2 separate regions of the Homo sapiens genome follow, and region 1 is linked to region 2. Evidence: chromatin contacts called from ENCODE Hi-C or POLR2A ChIA-PET data. All regions are on one chromosome and are shown on one strand. The core of a region is the stretch at or near the end of the contact, and the rest is flanking DNA. Distances in the headings are between cores, read along the strand shown.

Region 1 (3,407 bases), core at 611-3,110, 85 kb before region 2:
TTGTTTGTTTGTTTGTTTTTGAGGCGTAGTTTCACTCTTGTTGCCCAGGCTGGAGTGCAATGGGGTGATCTCGGCTCACTGCAACCTCCGCCACATGAGTTCAAGTGATTCTCCTGCCTCAGTCTTCCCAGTAGCTGGGATTATAAGTGCCCACCGCCATGCCAGGCTAATTTTTGTATTTTTAGTAGAGACAGTGTTTCACCATGTTGGCCAGGATGGCCTTGGACTCCTGACCTCAGGTGATCTGCCCACCTCGGCCTCCCAAAGTGCTGGGATTACAGGTGTGAGCCACGGCGCCTAGCCAGATGCTTTCAACATCTCTTTTTCTCTGATGTTCCATAGTTTTCTTGGGATGTATGTAAATGTGAATTTCTTTTTATTTATCTTGCTTGGGATTCACTGGGCTTCCTGGATCTGAGATTTGTTATGTATAATTTCACAAAAGTATCAGCCATTACCTCTTCGTGTATTGCCCGTTCTCCTATTCTGTTAGCTCCTTCTAGAACTCTAAATACACGTACATTAGGCCCTGCCACTTAATTTTTCTGGATAATTCCTTTGGTTCTACTAGCTTATTAAACCTCTCTTTGGCTGTGTGTAATCTGCTGCTCGCTCTGCTCATTTCAAATTTCAAATGCTACATTTTTCACTTCTGTACATTTTATTTGATTCTTTTTCAAATCTGGTTGTTCCTTTTTTTTTTTTTTTTTTTTTTTTTTTTTTAGATGGAGTCTTCCTCTGTCTCCCAGGCTGGAGTGCAAATGGCACGATCTCGGCTCACTGCAACCTCTGCCTCCCGGGTTCAAGCCATTCTCCTGCCTCAGCCTCCCAAGTAGCTGGGATTACAGGCACATGCCTTCACACCCAGCTAATTTTTGTATTTTTAGTAGAGACAGAGTTTTACCATGTTGACCAGGCTGGTCTCAAACTCCTGACCTCAAGTGATCCACCCACCTCAGCCTCCCAAAGTGTTGGGGTTACGGGCGTGAGCCACCGCGCTCAGCCCTGGTTGTTCCTTATGCTCTCTTATTCCCTGAACTTCAATTTTAATTGTTTGAAAACATAAAACTAGTTATTTTAAGTGTATATTCTGCCTGTGATCATTTCAAATCTGAAAGCTCTAAGGTTCCACTTGTACTGTCTCTTGTTTCTGCTGGTTCTCTTATCTTCCTTGTGAAGTTTATTAATTTTCACTGGGAGCTGCTCATTTTCTTGGGGACTTTGTGGACATTTCTATAAGGCTGAGATTGTAGCTGAATTCCTCGAGGAAGGTTTAAGGTTTGCTTCTGCAAGCTGACTGCGGGTACTATCAAGCAGGGGCCAGTTTCAATTTTCAACTTGAGTTTTTTTAAACCACACAAGTAGCAGGAATTCAAACTGAAAATCACGTGAGGGCCAGCTTGTGGTTACAGATTCTCAGTGGAGATATGTTTCTCTCAACCCAATGTCAAGGTCAGGGCAGGCAGGCTTCCTTTCTGTTCTCCTCTGCGGGGTGAGATTTGCTTTTCATTCTTTCTGACACTCTAGACATAGACCTTTTGGACTCAGGCTTTGAAGAGGTCTCCTATTACAGCCCCCCTTGGGGGAAGCCCAGACTTTATCTCCTGTCCCTTGCACCTCACACAGCTATGGAAACACAGGCTCCAAGTCTCCAAGGCGTCTACCTTTGCTTCATGTTGGAGATCCGTAACTTTCTTGCTTTCATGCTAACTCAGCAATGTGTAAAAAAAAAAACAAAGATTAAAACAATATTTTATCCAGCATTTTGGTTATAATCAGGGGAGTGATTAAAGGTATCGAATCTGGCAGAGTGCCAGAAACAGAAGCTCTCTCTCTCTCTCTCTGAGAACTTTCCAGAGTGTGCCTTGGCCGTGAGCCCATGCTTTTCTTTTAACACACACAAGAGCATATTCACAGATGTATCTGTGGGTTGCTGTTGCTGTTGTTGCAGTGTGTCCTCTTACATGGGCTTTTCAAGGGCCAGGAGGAAGGGAAAGTTAGGGGCTCTCAACCTTGATGTGGACATGAAACAATGAAGACTCTGGAGAAATGTATGGAGAAAGTTGAATAATGGAGTGATGGCTGTTATATGCGTGCAGCATATTTGCACGTCACCCGTTGTTAATCACAGCTTCCCCTCTGTACCGGGGAATGCATTTCAACCAGGATATGGTCACAGAAAGCTTCAAAACTGACCTGCAAAAAAAAAGTTTTCGTGCCACAAAATGAAAATGCTTCTTGCCAGTTGGAATCACACCAACCAAAGCTGGGCCTGTGGATCTTAGCAGCCCTAACCAGAAGGCCCAACCGACGGGCGTCAAGAGCCTGGCAGGGAAAGCGCTGGACTGTCTGATGGAGCGTGCATGCTTCAACCCTCATCTTTCTTAAAATGGAAGCAATCCCGGTCCCTAAATATACATGGGTCTTTCAAAACCTTGCTCCTTCTCCCACCTACCTTCACACTTCTGACTCAAGGGGGAAAAATAGCCCTCCAGCAATTCATCTCCTTCACGGGCTGCCGGCAAGCTTATAATTTTTTTTCACAGCTGAGTTATTTCTGATCTATGTCCTGGCAAAAAGAAATATAGAGCAACAGTGGCTGGGAGACGTTTGGAAGCTGTGCCAAGCCAAACAGTGTCTAAAAGTCTACATTTGAGCCGCCAACCTTGGGAAAGTGTGTTTTAACTCTACAAAAAAAAAAAAAAAAAAAAAAAAAAAAAACACACACCAAAAACCTTAAAACACTCGTGATGTAAAACGAACTTAAAATGAGGGTCAGAAAGGAACTCTCATGAGTTATAACGGGAGGCAGCCCCCCAGCCCCTGAACGTGTGGTCTCACATACCCCTTCTGAAGGCATCAGAAGAACCACAAAGCATTGCAGCTCAGCAGGTCCCAGAGGCCCCTGGGGACAGCGAAGCTTGGAGGTGACAGACAAGCTTGTGAACCTCACCACACTGCGGTTGACGCCTTCTTCACCTCTTAGCCGGGTGCTCCTGGGCAATGCATTTGACCTGAGCCTTCAGTTGCTGAACTGTAAAACTGATGCTAGAAAACCCACCTTGTGAGGTCAACACAGCAATCAGATAAAATTATATAGGCAATCACACATAATCACAGTGCTTAGAGAGTGCTAGTGCTTACTAAGTGCTCACGATGACAAATGCCGCGTTTGTATTGTTGTACTGATGCTTAGTAGATGATAATGATAATGATGAGGTTGATGATGATAAAGGAGGAGGAGTAGAAGAAATTGAATCTGAGAGAGAGAGAGAGAGACATGATTAAAGTAATTTTAGGCCAGGAGCACTGGCTCATGCCTGTAATCCCAGAAATTTGGGAGGCTGAGGTGTGAGGATCGCTGGAGCCCAGGGGTTCAAGACCACCCTGGGTAACATGGCAAAACC
Region 2 (3,470 bases), core at 478-2,977:
TGCGGGAGGAGAGGGAGGGCTTTGGATTCATGGGGCTTCCAGTTCTCTTTCTGCCTCTTTTAGAGCTTTGAGGAAATCTCTCTCCATCTCCAGGCCCCAGTTTTCTCACCTGAGAATCAGGGATAATAAGAATAATGCCCCCGGTGTGGAGCTGTTGTGTGGATTTATTAAGATAATGCCTGAGCTGGGGCCTCGCTGGCAGCAATTGCCGTTATTTATGGTAGTGAGGCTGGCAACCCCGCCCAGCCTCAACGCTCACCTCTGTGTGAGGGCTTGGGGGTGGGCTGGGATTCTCACACGGGGCCAGCCACACAGGACCCATCCATGCACTGACAGTCAGTTCCACGGGGCAGAGAAGGAGGAGGGCTGCACACACCACAGGCATTCCAGGAGGACTTCCTGGAGGACGCAGTCTGCAATCCCTCAAGCTCTGGGAGCACTTCCCAGGGATAAGGCCTGGGCATCGCCCACAGGCTACAGGGCAAGACAGGGGCAGAACTCAGGGAGCCTGACTCCCAGGTGTGGGTTCCCCTTTTCCATGAGGACACCTCTCATAATAGAGTGTGCCAAATGCTGGGGGACCATGGGGCGGTGTGTGCTGGGCTCACAGCACCTCTTGGAGAGGGCCAAAGTACTGTTTCTCATAGTGCCCTGCCAGGCCTGGCCAGGGCCTCCAAGTGAGCCCAGTCTGTCCTGGGCTCATGGGCGGCATCTCACAGACCCAGCTGCTGCAGTTGGATGCTCTTCAGACCTCAGTGTGGGGCCCACTTGAAGTGCTGGAGACACAGGGGTGCAAGAGGCGTGTGTGGGGCCTCAGGCCCTTCCCTAGAGATGCTGGTCATGGCCTCAAGCCACCCAAGAGATTTGGCAGCCATGATTTCCTCCCCTCCTCGGGGGCCGGGGGTGAGGCCTGTTTGGACCGCAGTGGGAAAAGGGTGCAGAGGGGCAGCCCCCTCTTCCCACCTGCTTCATCTCAGGACTTTATCACTTGGGAGTGGGGACAAGACATGTTTACATGGCCCTGCATTTGTTTCCCATTATTCATCAGCACTGGCGAGTCATTGTTCCCTAGTAGAGTAAACAGCCCTGTCCCAAGGCCCAGCCGCCCTGCCAGGTCACTGAGGGTTTGTAGATGCCTTACGTCAACCGCCCTTTGCTTCAAGCTTTCAGTGAGGTGAGGAGTGGCCAGGCCAGATGGCTGCAGATGGGCGGCGCCAGGGAGCTTCCTCGTGACAGGGATGAGGTAGCATTTCTGCACTGGGAACTCAGCATTTGAGAGTCTGTGTCTGTTTGGTTTGCTTTACAGTCGGACCTTTAATAGGGCTGGGGAAGCCAAGGCGCAGAGCAGGGAATCTGAGAACCATGAGAAGGAAGGTAACAACCGTGACATGAGAGGGGTCCGAACTGAGTCCCAGGGACAGCTGCCCATGTCCAGGTCCCATTGTTAAGTGTATGCCAGCACAGTTCTCTACAGGGTCTTATAGGCCCAGAGATGGGACTAACCCCAGGAATGCTGGGTCCTTCCCGATGCTCCTCACGGCAAGCTGCATCTGGGGCTGACGTGCACGTGCTCAAGTTGACACTGGACTCCAGCTCGTGTGAGGAGCAGCCGGCTCTTCGCAGCATTGGTCTGAGCACATGCGCTGACGCAGCCAGCTTAGCCTGGGGCCAAAGGCGCGTGTTCTGCAGCCAGACCGCAGGGCTGGGTCCCGCCTTCACTCTGGTGTGCTGTGTCACTCTACTCAAGCTACTCCAGCTCCCGGAGCCTCCGTGTCCTCATCTGTAAAATGGGGTCAATAACATGACCTGTCACCCAGGTAGCTGTGAGGATCGCGTGGGCCTGCGCCTAACACATAATAAACACTCACAGATGTTTGCTTTGTGTTGTTAGCAGGATGAGTAGGACACGGGGCCTGGCTTGGTGCTTTTCATGGTCCAGTGCAGGCTGGAGACAGACCCCAGGGGCAGACATGGCTGAGGCTTGGAGGGGAGGGAGGCGACCACTCGCCACCCCTAGGGGCTGCGCCCAGCAAAGGTGGCATGGGCACTGGGCCCCTAGGGGGTCCTAAGCAAGGCTTTGTTGAATGGAGAAAGGTGCTGAGGATAGTCCCTCTCCCTCCTCCCCAGGCTTCCCCAGTCAGAATGGTGCGATCACCTGGCTCCTCTCAGCGAGGGCCACTTCTACCATTTTAGCTGTAACCACTGGCGGCTTTTAGAGTTCAGAGCTCTGCCTGCCTCCTCTGACTGCCCACACGGCTGACATTTGAGCTTGCCAAAGAATAATGGCCTCGCTGTCGGCCTCAAAGGCAGCCGTGTGGTGTCTTAGGTGGTAAAGTGGTCTGTCGTCCATGAGTCTAAATAGGACCTGGCTCAAATCGCTCCACAGCCAAGTCCTCTCCCAGTTCAGTGCAGGTCACCAACTCTTTACCTTTTCACATCCTTTTGGTTCCAATAGTAAAAGATGTCTATGTTAAAAAGAAGTGTATCAAAAGCTCAACACCGAAGAGTGTGTGTGTGTGTGTGTGTGTGTGTGTGTGTGTGTGTGTTAGGGACCGGGGATTGGCTAGAAGCAGCCAGTAGCTCACGCCGCCTTTGTGGTTTTATATATTTGCCTATTAAAATGACAATACAGACATGGAACATTAAGGTTTAAGAAGCCCTTCTTTCATTAAACAAACTGACAGAGCAGGGGGTTATGACTCTGGTAATTGAAACACGCTGTTGTGCTCAAGACCAGAACTCCATAAAGACTGTTTTCAGCCAATAGCGCCCTTTGTGCCAGCGGCCTCTGGTCAGAAATGAGTGTCGGCCCTGAGGTCTGCCTCTCCCCGAGAGTGGGAAAGACCACTTGGCAGCCTTCCACAGCCATCTTGGCAGCCGGAGGTCAGGGCCTTTTCTTAATAAAAACCTCCTCATTCTCGGAGTTTTTGAAATCAGTTGCAGGGCACAGAGCCTTGGGGCACTGTGCTGTGCTCCAGCCTGTTATCGTGTTGTGCTGCTGATGGTAAACCTGAGCTGAGTCAAGAGACGGGGCTCGTGGGGTTGCAGCTGGCAAAGCTCCATGTGTTGGGGACAGCTGCTGCAGGCTGCTGTGTCTTCCTAGAGTGGGGGGTCTGGCGACGTCACTGAGAGCTGAGGTTTCAGGGTCAGACCACCGGGTTTGAATCCTGCCTCTGCCACTTACCATACGTAGGACTTTAGACAAGTGACTTTGCCCCTCCGCACCTAAGTTTCCTCATCTATAAAATGGACTGGTACCTGGATCTGACTTACAGGGTTGCTGTGAGAATTAAAGGAATTAATACAGGTAAGATGCTTAGAACAGTGCTGGGCACTCAGACAGCACTGTTGAGTTGGAGTGAGCTAGCATCATAGCCACTGGACTCTTTCCAGGACTTGCTCTCGGGAGTACCACCGTGCAGCATCACCATGGAGTCCCGCTGTACCAGTATAGCACAGCACGATGGAGG

What was found. A loop is a pair of places that touch in the nucleus more often than their neighbours do. ChIA-PET counts read pairs that join two places held with the same protein, here RNA polymerase II (POLR2A). Pooled maps may share reads with other maps.
Region 1: a pooled map shows a loop between it and region 2 (1.8-fold over the local background). The contact joins two enhancer-like sites. A Hi-C loop is called at or near these places in 1 of 168 maps with a recorded cell type or tissue (endodermal cell) and 2 of 50 pooled maps. POLR2A ChIA-PET finds 5 or more read pairs at or near these places in 2 of 52 experiments (MCF 10A and PC-9).

The regions. Positions count from the first base shown.
Region 1 is chr22:43,376,584-43,379,990 of GRCh38, reverse strand. All of the region lies in intron 3 of LOC105373053 (a long non-coding RNA gene), which reads left to right. Among named protein-coding and RNA genes, the nearest start is that of LINC01639, 22 kb to the left of the region's middle. Within about 2 kb of position 1,860, at least 6 of the 41 ENCODE cell types and tissues checked have a DNase peak (open chromatin) inside an H3K27ac peak, as active enhancers do.
Region 2 is chr22:43,291,633-43,295,102 of GRCh38, reverse strand. The region is part of intron 3 of SCUBE1 (signal peptide, CUB domain and EGF like domain containing 1); the gene reads left to right. Among named protein-coding and RNA genes, the nearest start is that of SCUBE1-AS1, 17 kb to the right of the region's middle. RefSeq lists enhancers at 1,066-1,360, 1,421-1,938. Within about 2 kb of position 1,727, at least 9 of the 41 ENCODE cell types and tissues checked have a DNase peak (open chromatin) inside an H3K27ac peak, as active enhancers do.